Linked DNA regions of Homo sapiens: all the other regions are linked to region 2. The links are chromatin contacts, found by Hi-C or POLR2A ChIA-PET in ENCODE. All regions are on one chromosome and are shown on one strand. Each heading gives the region's core, a stretch centred on a gene start or an enhancer-like site at or near the end of the contact. The rest is flanking DNA. Distances are from core to core; before and after follow the strand shown.

Evidence for each region. A loop is a pair of places that touch in the nucleus more often than their neighbours do. ChIA-PET counts read pairs that join two places held with the same protein, here RNA polymerase II (POLR2A). Pooled maps may share reads with other maps.
Region 1: a map of CD4-positive, alpha-beta T cell shows a loop between it and region 2 (6-fold over the local background). The contact joins the promoter of CLPTM1L here to the promoter of BRD9 in region 2. A Hi-C loop is called at or near these places in 5 of 168 maps with a recorded cell type or tissue (CD14-positive monocyte, CD4-positive, alpha-beta T cell, aorta and 2 more), 3 of 37 single-sample maps with no recorded cell type and 19 of 50 pooled maps. POLR2A ChIA-PET finds 5 or more read pairs at or near these places in 1 of 52 experiments (CD8-positive, alpha-beta T cell).
Region 3: a loop to region 2 is called in a map of CD4-positive, alpha-beta T cell, with 2.6 times the contacts of the local background. The contact joins the promoter of LINC01511 here to the promoter of BRD9 in region 2. A Hi-C loop is called at or near these places in 1 of 168 maps with a recorded cell type or tissue (CD4-positive, alpha-beta T cell) and 7 of 50 pooled maps. POLR2A ChIA-PET finds 5 or more read pairs at or near these places in 1 of 52 experiments (CD4-positive, alpha-beta memory T cell).

The regions. Positions count from the first base shown.
Region 1 is chr5:1,343,223-1,347,201 of GRCh38, reverse strand. CLPTM1L (CLPTM1 like) reads left to right here and starts at 2,103. Exons shown (of 17, transcript NM_030782.5): 1 at 2,103-2,522; 2 at 2,751-2,851. The coding sequence starts at 2,361.
Region 2 is chr5:891,025-894,782 of GRCh38, reverse strand. It overlaps BRD9 (bromodomain containing 9), which reads left to right and starts at 1,982. Exons shown (of 16, transcript NM_023924.5): 1 at 1,982-2,177; 2 at 2,929-3,143; 3 at 3,496-3,628. The coding sequence starts at 2,126. It overlaps TRIP13 (thyroid hormone receptor interactor 13), which reads right to left and starts at 1,899. Exons shown (of 13, transcript NM_004237.4): 1 at 1,693-1,899. The coding sequence starts at 1,784. RefSeq lists silencers at 1,613-2,232, 2,423-2,641 and an enhancer at 1,981-2,613.
Region 3 is chr5:1,378,056-1,381,658 of GRCh38, reverse strand. It overlaps LINC01511 (long intergenic non-protein coding RNA 1511), which reads left to right and starts at 1,586. Exons shown (of 2, transcript NR_125810.1): 1 at 1,586-2,097.

The DNA of each region.
Region 1 (3,979 bases), core at 854-3,353, 450 kb before region 2:
GGCCAGCTAAGCCTGGGGAGATAGAAGCAGCCACCACGCTGGGGGAGTGTGGACGCAGGAGTTTGAGGAGTTCTGCGGGGTGCTGAATGGGGTCCTCCTCTGGCGCTTTCTTGAGGGAGTTCTGCAATGATCCACATTCTTTCCAGGGACTTTCTTTCAAGTGCTGTCATATGCTGCCGCGGCTTGCCGGCAGCCCAGCCTCAGGCGGTCGGAGTCGGAAGGCGACAGATGCAGGGCTCCCTTTCCTCATCGGTTCTCTCAACAGGGCAGGGGGACGGCCATGAGTGGGCAAATGTGTCCAGACCACTGAAGAACCTCTCATCTGCTCAGCTGGAGAGGCCCTTCCTGTCTCTGTGATCTTTCCCAAGATGGCCAATGTCCTGTACCACCGGCCACCCCTTCCGTTGGTCACTGTGGATGACACTAGGGGTGGACACTGACCAAGGAGGCACCAACCTGATTCCAGCTCCTAGAGCTGGCCAGGTGCCTGACAGGAAAATGAGGCATCTGAAGAACACGGAGAGATGGGGGTAGGGTGGTAGGGAGGGAGGGAGATGAAGCCACACCCCAGAGCTCCTGGGTTTGCAGCTCCTTCCCGAGGCCTGGCTAGGTCCCTGCCTCGGTCCCTGCCTCTGGATGCCGTGAGACAATCCACCCTGGAGAGCCTACCAGTCCCCTTATGTTTGACAGCTGGAGTTGGAATTTGCCTCCCGCAGACCACAGGTCTACAGCCTTCATTCACGTGTCGCACAGACTGTGGCAGGACCAGCACCCGCTGCTGGTGTGGGACGCCTGGCCCTGTAGGGGACCCCAAGAGTGGCTGGAGAGCAGGGCGTGATGCCTCTTGGGCCACCCTGCAAAGGGCTCACGAGCCTCCTGAGGAGGATGCATTTGATCAGGGTAACAGGAGTCAGCAGAGGGCTTTCCAAGGACAGGTTTGCCAAGAAGCGAGAACAGACTGAGGGGGGAACGATAGAGGCACTGGGTGTAGTCAGACACCACTGCAATGGTAGCCGAAAACCGCGCCGTGAGAAGACTCTGTGGGGAGGGTAACTAGGTGCATGAGAGTGAGAGGAGCGAAAAAAGCCTCGGATGGCTCCGAAGCTCCTGGCCCAGCTTCCAGGGGTTGGTGGCCCAGGACCGCCCCTGCACGCGGCCTCGGGTGCCTGCTCCAGGCAGACCTGCTTCTCTGGCCCATTCTCGGCACCAATCACTGTCCCATCCGCCCGTCAGCCAAGTCCTCTGAGTTCTTCCCGGAGCCCAGCACCCTGATGCAATTGTCCCTGCTCTGAAAACCCTCAGCAATCTATTGGGTCTTCAGTAGCATCTACTCTTTCTAGAAATGTCGAACAAGGTTTTTCGATTGTGCTGCACGTGTGGCAGACACAGAAACGGAAACGACCTTCCAGAGAACTGGCCAAAGGACGGGAGCTGCTCCAGTAACTGAAGGGCACAGACTGAGCGCTTCTGATGGAGTCGGGGAGGTCGCCGGCCCATCCACCGGCTGCCCGAGGGCCTCCCACTGACCTCCCCCGGCCGCCCTCCGAGGGGCCTCTGCTGACCTCGCCGTGCTGGGCACGCTCGGCTTTAGCGGGAAGCTGGGGGTCAGGTTCAAGGCTGTGAGGAGCCACTTCAGCCCGGGAATCTGAATTTTTTCTTCAAAAGCGCCTGTCCCCACAATGGGTTTGTACTGGGGAAAAAACCCACACACGGGATGAGGTGCCCGGCTTCTGTGAGGGTTCTGAGCACTTCGTTTTTCTTCCCTTTAGATTCTGACAACTGTGGACTAAAAGGGTTGCAGGCCCAGTGCCGGAATTCCAGTATCACCTTCCACCAGGCTCCTCACACGTCGACATGGCCCCCACTTGGTGGTCTGGCAGGCGTCGGCGGTTGGGGACGGCGCCCCGGGGACCCCGCGGCCCTAGCCTTCCCCGGCGCCCCGCGAACGCCCTCCGCGGCCCCAGCAGCTGAGCGCCTGGGTCCCTGAGAGGCACCCCAGGAGGGCGGCGCGGGCGGGTAACGTCACACACGCGCCGCATCCTGGATGCGCGTGCGCGGCAGCGGCCGAGACTCCGTTTCCCAGGGAGCCGCGCGGCGCGTCCACTTCCGGCAGGCGGCGGGGCCCGGAAGCGGCGCGCGGGGCCGGCGAATCCCGCGGCGCCAGGTGGGAGCGGGGCCGGAGCATGCGGGGCGGCCGGCGGTCTGCGGCGCGCGGCGCATTCGTTCCCCCGCGGCGGTGGCGGTGGCGCGCGGCGGCTCTCCAGTGAGCGGCGGAGCCCGGAGCGGCGGGCTGGGCGCCGGGCGGGCGGGGCTCGCGGCTGAGAGGCGGGCGGGCCGGGGGCGCCGGGCGCGGGGCCGCCATGTGGAGCGGCCGCAGCTCCTTCACCAGCTTGGTGGTGGGCGTGTTCGTGGTCTACGTGGTGCACACCTGCTGGGTCATGTACGGCATCGTCTACACCCGCCCGTGCTCCGGCGACGCCAACTGCATCCAGCCCTACCTGGCGCGGCGGCCCAAGCTGCAGGTGAGCGTCCGCGGGGCCGGGGGCCGGGCGGGTTGGGGTGGGGGCCTCTCCTCCAGGCCCCAGACGTCGCCTTCCCGTCCCAGTTCGGAGCTGTGGCCGCGCGAGTCGAGATGGAACCTTTCCTGGTTCCCCAGCGGCCAGGTCTTCCGCCCTCCAGCTGGCCGTGGGATTTGAGTGCGTCCTGCCAGGGCCTGGCCGAGCTGACTCTCGACGCCCCCTCCTTTCCAGCTGAGCGTGTACACCACGACGAGGTCCCACCTGGGTGCTGAGAACAACATCGACCTGGTCTTGAATGTGGAAGACTTTGATGTGGAGTCCAAATTTGAAAGGTATGGGCGTAGGACAAAATGCCAGTGAAAGGGAAAACATTACTCATGTTCAGATTGTTTAAAAGTTAGCTTTCTGTACATAACATGTTTATTTTAGAGAACTAGTCTTACCGAATGTCTTGAAGTGGTAGAATATCCTAACTGGAGGCCTATGCGTGGCCTGTAAACATTCAGCCTGGAAGGTGACAGGTGATGAATGTCGTTTAAGAAGTAGTTCTCAGCAGAGTGTGATGGCAGTGGGATGTCCTGGACGGGGAGGCTCCGAAGGAGCAGGGGCCACGCTTGGTGAACCAGTGGAGAGCAGACAACTCTGCAGTTTCACTACCGGGGACCAACTTGTCTTTTCCTGGTGGAAGTAGTTCGCTTAAGTTACTTGTGAGGGAAAAGAGATGAGGATAGAGGAAGCAATTTTGTAGAAAATCATAAATAAGTGACATGTGACGTTAGAATAGATCAATGTCCAAATATGTAGAGTATCTTAAAAATTACATCTGACATGGCCTAATTTTTTTTAATTGAATAAGTATACTTTTAAATATGATTTGCTTCTCACAAGTCAACCATTTCCCTTCATTGCCTGGGAGGTATCTGAGGAGAGAATAATGAAAGTTTGAGACTCATGCTGGACTCCACGCCCTCTAGGCAGCCAGTCCCTGGGGGTAGCTGGAGGCGCTGGCAAGCCGGTTTCTGCCTGGCCTCTTTAGGCCTGTGACCTCAAGCCAGTTCCTGCCCTCTCTCTGCCTCCATGAAGGGGAGGCCAGAAGTGCTGGTGACCAAGCTGCCCGCTCGGTTGTAGCTGCCCACACCTTTCAAAAATGCTCAGGATTCATCTGCACTGGGTTTAATTTCCCAGACATGAATACTGCCTCTTCCGTGCCGGGCCGTGTACCAGTTACCAAGGACAGCTAGTGAGGTTTTCCATTTGACCTGGCACAGTGTCAGCCTGGAGGAAGTGGGGAGAATGAGCACTCTTAACACAGCTCCGCCTCAAGTGTCTCCAAGTGCACATTCCACCAGAAATACACAGCCCTGCACCCTCTGCCTGAAGAGAGACACTTAAGATGTCCTGGTGGAGACATACTCTTTCCTGGGTAGTGAGGAGCCATAGATGCCTTTGTGTTTTTCATT
Region 2 (3,758 bases), core at 733-3,232:
AAAAAGAAGCCAAAACACACATAAATGATCTTAGTTCAAAAACAAAATGTTAAAATGAAGTGTTTTGAAAAACTCAGACAATACATAAGAAAGCCCAGTAGTTAACAGGGTAAGTTGGAGTTGGCCTGCCTGGGACCAAATCTAGAGCCACCCCTTGCCTGTGGGTCCTCTACCAGCTGTGCCCTGAAGAAGCTGTGCCTCAGCTCCCAGTTAGAAAAAGGGGACAACAGTAAGAGTTCTCGCTATGCTGGGCTACTGTGAAGTCATTAATACACTCAAAGTGTTTAGGACGATACCTGGCACATAGTAAGCACGCAATAATGTTGGCTTTCACTATTACTAATGAAGTTCCACAGCTGTGGGGTCAGGCCTGGGGTCTGCATTGTAACAAGTCTCCAATAGCCGTGATTCGTGCTGAGAAAATCTAATGCTTTCAGCTTGGTATCCAGGGCTTCCCTTGGTCCCCCTTGCTGCAGTCCTCCTAACACCTCCCCTTTCTACAACAGTGACCTGGTCCCGGATCACACCTCTGTGCCCTGCTATGCACTGTCCCAGCTTACTGGCCTGATCAACTGCAGTCACCCTCTAAGTCCTATTCAATGTCTGCCTCCCTCTGAGCCCTCCTGGACAGGCTCCTCAGAGCCAGGCAGGTGACATGTGGCCCCTTTGCAATCGTCCCAGCACCCTACAAGCAGCGACCACCATGCATAGTGCGGTTGTGTGCAGGTGTCTATGAACTCTGGTGCAGTTGTACGTAGGTGTCTGTCCTCTAGGTGCAGCTGTGCTCTGGTGTGATTATGCCTAGCGTCTCTGGGCCCAGGTGTGGTTGTACATGGGGTGTCTCTAGGCTGCGGTGGCACTGTGTACAGGTGTCTCTGAGCGCTAAGGTGTTTACACAGGTGTCGCCAGGCTGTGATGGGGCTTTGTGCAGGTGTCTCTGGGCCCTGGTGCAATTATGCTGACGTGTCTGAACTCCAGCACCTAGAAAATACCCAGTCAACAGCTATTCTGTTAAAGGAAAGGTCTCTTCCTCTGCATCCCCTCTGAGGCTGGTGGTCTCACCTGACCTCAATCCACCCTCCGTGGACATAAGGAGGGTCTGTGAAGGTCTGGCCCCGCCGCTGAGTTCCCCCCACTCCAGGGAGCAGCACAGCCCACAGGCCCCACCATACCATGAACTGACTTGGTCACAAATGAGTGGGATGTGCTTTGAACCCTAAAAATTTAACATCGAGTCCGTGAGGAACGGGAACAATTAAAGGGTCTGAGAAGCAGTGGCTCAAAGAATAACCACCCAGCTTTCGGCTGAGACTAGAGCTCTCTGTAATGCGCAGCCATCCTATTCTCCAACGTGGGACTCAGGGCCACATCAATGCACTGGAGGACAGCCGGGGCAGGGGCAGGGTCAGGGCCAGGTCCGTGAGCTGAGGTCGGGTCGGGGCTCAATCTGTGAGCTGGGGTCCTGCGCGCAGGGCTCGGGTCGGCCGGGTCAGTGCCCTGCGGTGGGGTCGCGTCATTGCGCTAGGATCCGGTCGGGGCCCGGCGGCCTGTGCGCCCGGGTCCAGTCGGGCCGGATCAGTACCCTGGGGTTCGGTCGCATCAGAATCAGTGCGCTGGGGTCGGGGCTCGGTGCACGCGCTGGGGTCGGGGCGGGTGGGTGCCCAGAGGATGTGTCGGACAGGTCCGGCTCACCTGCTGCCGCGCTGATGCACCTCCACGTGGACCGTTGGCGACTCGGCCACACAGGGAAGCGCCTGCTTCAGGTCGCCCACGGCCTCGTCCATGGCGCCCCCGAGAGCAGTGGGGACCCAACCAGGGCGCGGCCGCCGCCACCTCACGCCCAGCGTCGCCGCCACAGCCGCTGCCTCAGCCCGCGGGCCCCGCCCTAGCTTCGAATCTGCCGCGCGAGGCGCACCACCTCCTGACCCGGAAGCGCTCGGGCCCGGCAGGGCCACTTCCTGCCGCGGCCCCGCCTCGCCCCGTTTCCGGCGCGGCCCAGCGAGCTCGGCAACCTCGGCGCAGCGAGCGCGGGCGGCCAGCCAGGGCCAGGGGGCGGTGGCGGCCAAGGTCCGACCGGGTGCCAGCTGTTCCCAGCCCCCGCCTCGGGCCCGCCGCCGGCGCCGCCATGGGCAAGAAGCACAAGAAGCACAAGGCCGAGTGGCGCTCGTCCTACGAGGGTGAGGCGGCGGCGCTTTGTGACGCGCGGCGGGCGGGGTCCCGGGCACGGGGGAGGAGTTCCGGGCACGCGGACGGGGGTCCTGGGCACCGGGCGAGGTCCTGGCCACGAGGGAGGGGTTCTGGGCACGCGGGAGGGGGTCCTGGGATTTCGGGCAGGGAACCGGGCACACGTGAGGGGTCCTGGGTAGGCGCTTACGTTCCTGGTAGAGGGTTCTGGGTTCGAGGCTGCAAGCCCACTCACCCCGGTCCTGGAGACTAGGGAAGCATCTGTGCTGGCTTTTGTGTGGAGCTCAGGGAGAAGCTGGGCTGCCCTTTCTCCCGCCTTTCCCTCCCTCTCCCTTGCTCCCGCAGCAGCTCCATGGGTGTCAGCGGGCAGCACGGGCGCCTGCAGGAAGTCAGGCGAGGGTGAACCGAAGTGCTGGGGGTTTCTAGGAGGGAGATCGGGCTCCGGGGTTCCAGGTCCCTCTTAATCCATCTTCTTGAACGAGTAATGTGAACAACATCCCACAGGGCCTCTGGTGAGGACACCGTGGCTCGAAAGGGACCTGAAGCTCCCTGCGGAGGGGAAGGGAGAACAAGGAGGCAGTGACATGCCGCCACTGTGGTCTTCCCTTCCGTCTTTCCCTGCTGGTTGGCAGCCCCGCTGTACTCCTTAGGGAGGCCTTTCCCTCTTAGCACCTTCACGTCTCACCTGGCTGCGTGGCGTTTGCACCTGAGCACGCGGGTAGAACTCGGTCTGTGTCTGTGCAGATTATGCCGACAAGCCCCTGGAGAAGCCTCTAAAGCTAGTCCTGAAGGTCGGAGGAAGTGAAGTGACTGAACTCTCAGGATCCGGCCACGACTCCAGTTACTATGATGACAGGTCAGACCATGAGCGAGAGAGGCACAAAGAAAAGAAAAAGAAGAAGAAGAAGAAGTCCGAGAAGGAGAAGCATCTGGACGATGAGGAAAGAAGGAAGCGAAAGGTAAAGGAGCAGCGGCGGTGGCCCGGACGCTGCCCACGAGGAGCCCGTGGGGAGCCTGGTCCCAGGACCCAGGCAGAGTGCGCCTGCGTGGCTGGAGGAGGGGAGGGGGTGTTCCGTTGGTAGCAAAACGCGAACCGCTGAGGCCCGCAGACTCAGTTCCAGGATCCTGGGTGTGCTGTTCCTCAGCAGACCCTGCCAGGGTCTCTGTGAGGAGGGAGCCTGGCATGAGGAGGATCTCGGAGGGGGTTTCCCTTAGTTCTGTCCCTCCCCTGAGAACTGCGAGGGGATTGGGCAGACCTGTCCGGATCCCGCCTACTCCTGCCTTTCTCACTCCCTTGACTCTGCCGCCCAGGAAGAGAAGAAGCGGAAGCGAGAGAGGGAGCACTGTGACACGGAGGGAGAGGCTGACGACTTTGATCCTGGGAAGAAGGTGGAGGTGGAGCCGCCCCCAGATCGGCCAGTCCGAGCGTGCCGGACACAGCCAGGCAAGGGTGCACTTTTAGAGACTCTCCTGGTGTTCACAGCTCATCGTTGTAAATGAGGGGTCGGCACCGTGTCCTGTTGCTTTGGGGAGAAGCATGGGAGGGAGGAGAGCTGGTATTTCCAGGGCCTCAT
Region 3 (3,603 bases), core at 337-2,836, 490 kb before region 2:
GGGTGTGAGGTGTGCACGTGTGTGTGGGTATGTGCCTGTGTGTGGATGTGCATGGGTGTGTGCCGGCATGCATGGGTGTGGGGTGTGCACAGACAGGTGTGTGCATGGGTGTGCATGTGTATGGGCACGTGCACGTGTGTGGGTGTCCATGTAGGGGTGAGCATGTGTGTATGGATGTACGTGTGCACAGGTGGGTGTGCAAGTGTGTGTGGGTGTGCACAGTGCAGGGGTGTGTGGGTGTAGGTGTGCACATGCCTGATGGTGGACAGGAACCTCAGGTTCCTTCCTACTGCTCTTTCTGGCCCCACTAGTGGATCCGGAGTAGAAACCAGCCAGAGAGAAGCGCACAGGGGAAGCACAGCCATCACTTAGCAAAATCACTTAGTGAAATCTGGGGGAAAATGAGAGTGGGCTGAAGGCAAAATCAGTGTGCTCTTTCAGCTGGAGAACATAGCAATCAGGGGAATAGGGGCATGGAACAGCCCAGAAACTGGATACACAGAGCTGCGCAGCCGTCATATGCCCCAGGAGGAGGAGGGCGGCGGGTGTGTTCACGCACCACGTGCAGCCCTGGCTGCTCTGCTGCTGGAGTCCATTCGGGCTGCTGTGACAACACGCCTAAGCCTGAGCCACTTGTCAACAACAGACATTTATTGCTCACAGTCCTGGAGGCTGCAAGTCCAAGACCAGGGTGCTGGCGGATGTGGCGTCCCATGAGGCAGCCCTCTGCTTCCAAGACGGCGCCTCTTGACAAGGCTCAGGGTGGACAGAGCGAGGGAGCTCCCTGGAGCCTCTTCTACCCGGGCCACTCATGCCATTCGTGAGAGCACAGCCCTCGTGATCTACTCACCTCCCAAAGGTCCCACCTGTTAACACCATCACATTGGGTATTAGGTTCCAACCTATCAATTTTGGGGGCCACTAACACTCAGGCTACAGAAACTACTAATGCATCTTGGGATATTGTGAAACTGAAAGGTGACAACGTGCCAGCAGCCCTCGCTGGCTCTCGGCGCTTCCTGGGCCTCCGTGTCGGCTCTGGCCGTGCTTGAGGAGCCCTTCGGCCTGCCGCTGCGCTGTGGGGCCCCTCTCTGGGGCTGGCCGAGGCTGGAGCCAGCTCCCTCTGCTGGCGGAGAGGCGCGGGCGGGAGCGGGGGCTGAGCGCAGCGCTCGCGGGCGGCGCGGGTTCCGGGTGGGTGCAGGCTTGGCTGGCCCGCCGACGCCTGCTGGGCTTGATCTGGGGATGAGCTCCCTCTGGGCTGCCGGAGTGCCCAGGGTAGATGCTGCAAAGTTCTAAAGGGAGTGCTACTGAGAGGTGAGGCCGGCTGGGCTTCTGGCTCCGGTGGTGACTTGGAGAACTTTTCTGTCTACCTAAAGGATTGTAAACACACCAATCAGCACTCTGTAGCCAGCTAAAGGTTTGTAAATGCACCAATGAGCACCCTGTCCAAATGGACCAATCAGCTCTCTGTAAAATGGACCAATCAGCTCTCTGTAAAATGGACCAATCAGTTCTCCGTAAAATGGACCAGTCAGCAGGATGTGGGTGGGGTCAGATAAGGGAATAAAAGCAGGCTGCGGGAGCCAGCGGTGGCAACCTGTTAGGGTCTGCTTTTGTCCTCTGGGAGCTTTCCTTGTTTGGTTTTCGTAGTAAATCTTACTGCTGCTCAGTGTTTGTGTCTGTGCTGCGTTTGTGAGCTGCAACGCTCACGGTAAAGGTCTACAGCTTCACTCCCGAAGCCAGCGAGACTGTAAATCCACTGGGAGGGGCAAAGAACTCTGGACGTGCTGCATTTTTAGGAGCTGTGACACTCACCGCGGAGGTTTGCAGTTTCACTCCTGAAATCAGTGTAGACCACGAACGCACCAGAAGGAACAAACTCCAGACACACCGTTTTTAGGTAACCGTAACATGTACCGCGAGGGTCTGCGGCTTCATTCTTGAAGACGAGACTAAGAACCCACCAACTTCTGGACACAAAACCACCCCAAAAAGTGAGTTTCTAAAGGAGAAGCTAAAAATAAAGACCACGAAAGTGTTGCCCATGGTGATAGCTCCAGACGTCCGGAGACGGTGTTCAGCGCTGCTGCAGGAGAGGTATGTGGGCAGAGTGGGGAACCGCATTCCTCCATGGAGGCTGCTCTGGAGGGCTGGTGCCTGCATCGGGGTTGCATTCAGCCCCTAACAAAGCTGTAGGCAGCCGCTCCGTGTGGTGCGGGGGAAGCCGGTGCAGGCATTACTCCTACAGCGTTCTGTGGTTTCTTCTCGGGAGTGATACAACCCACTGTCTCCACTGTAAGGTTTAGTTAATGCTGGGTGACAGTCTGATCTCACGTAGCCAGGTACAGATAAAGTACAACACACTCCTTAGTCTCCTTCCTTTCCTGTCCGCCAGGTGCCCACAGGGGGCCTGCACTTCAACTCCTGAGCAGCTGGGCTCCCACCCCTAGCCTGAGCCCTGCTGTTTCCTGCTCTCTGCCCTGTATCCTTGTCAGAGCCTCAGCTCTCTCCCTGTGCTGAGTTGGCGCAGGTGAGACGGAGGGACCAACGCCTGGCCCTTAACGTCAGTGCCTAGTGCACACTTACCCAGTGTGTGCGTGGCCTACCAGCGGTACCCAGCCATGGGGCGGCAGGAATCCCTCTCTGCCTGCAGTCCTGCCACCCTGGTCTTCTGCCTCCCCAGGGAGTTTCCACTTTGCGGAGAAGTGGGGGCCAGAGAGATGGGGGGAGTTAGTGGAGGGAACAGGGAGACAGACCCTTCCCTTCATGGTCCTCAAAGGTACAGGCGCTGGTGGGCTTACCTTATTATGGAGGCTGCAGCTTTTGTGTTCCTTCCAGGACCACAGAAATATACCACACACCCCCCAAAGTAAATAAGTGATTAAAATCAACCGGGATGGGGGCTTGAAGCCGAAATGGAATATAAGCAGTAACAGGTGAACCTCATCGAAGGGAGTGGGGAAAAGAAAACCTACCGCATGCTTTGGAAGACAGTATCATGGGCTGTAAGACAAAAAGAATGGCGTGCAGACACTGTGCCCTAGTTTGTGAAGCTGTTTTGCACAGCAACCTGGGTTAGCAATTATGAGATTACTTTGTGTGTGCTCCAGACTTGAGCAAGCAAGCATATTGTGGGTAATTAGAGCCGGATACATAATTTGCGGGACCTGGTGCGAAATGAGATTGCAGGGCCCTTGCTCAAAACTCATTAAGAACTTAAGGATGGCGACAGCAGAGCTTTAAACTCTGAGCAGGAGGCCCTGTCTGGCCGCTCAGGTCACCTTCCAGCGGCCGCGCTGTGGGTGACGAGCCTCGCTGCTGGAGAAGGGAGCTACCAGTAAGGAGCATGGGAGGCTGGGAGGGGAGGCGGCAGTAGGAGCTTGTAGTTTCAGCACGGAAGTGTCGGTAGACGGCTGGGTAGACGGGTGTGAGCCTGGCATGGGCCCGTGTGTTCTCACCGAGGCTTTAGCTGTGTCCACTGGGGGACCTCGGAGCAGGGACACCCTACAGCCATGGGCACCCCCAGAGCCGGATCTCGGGCACTAACATCTTTCTCCAGGTCAGGCACTGGGGCCCCCAGATAGCACTGAGGCAGGGAGGGTT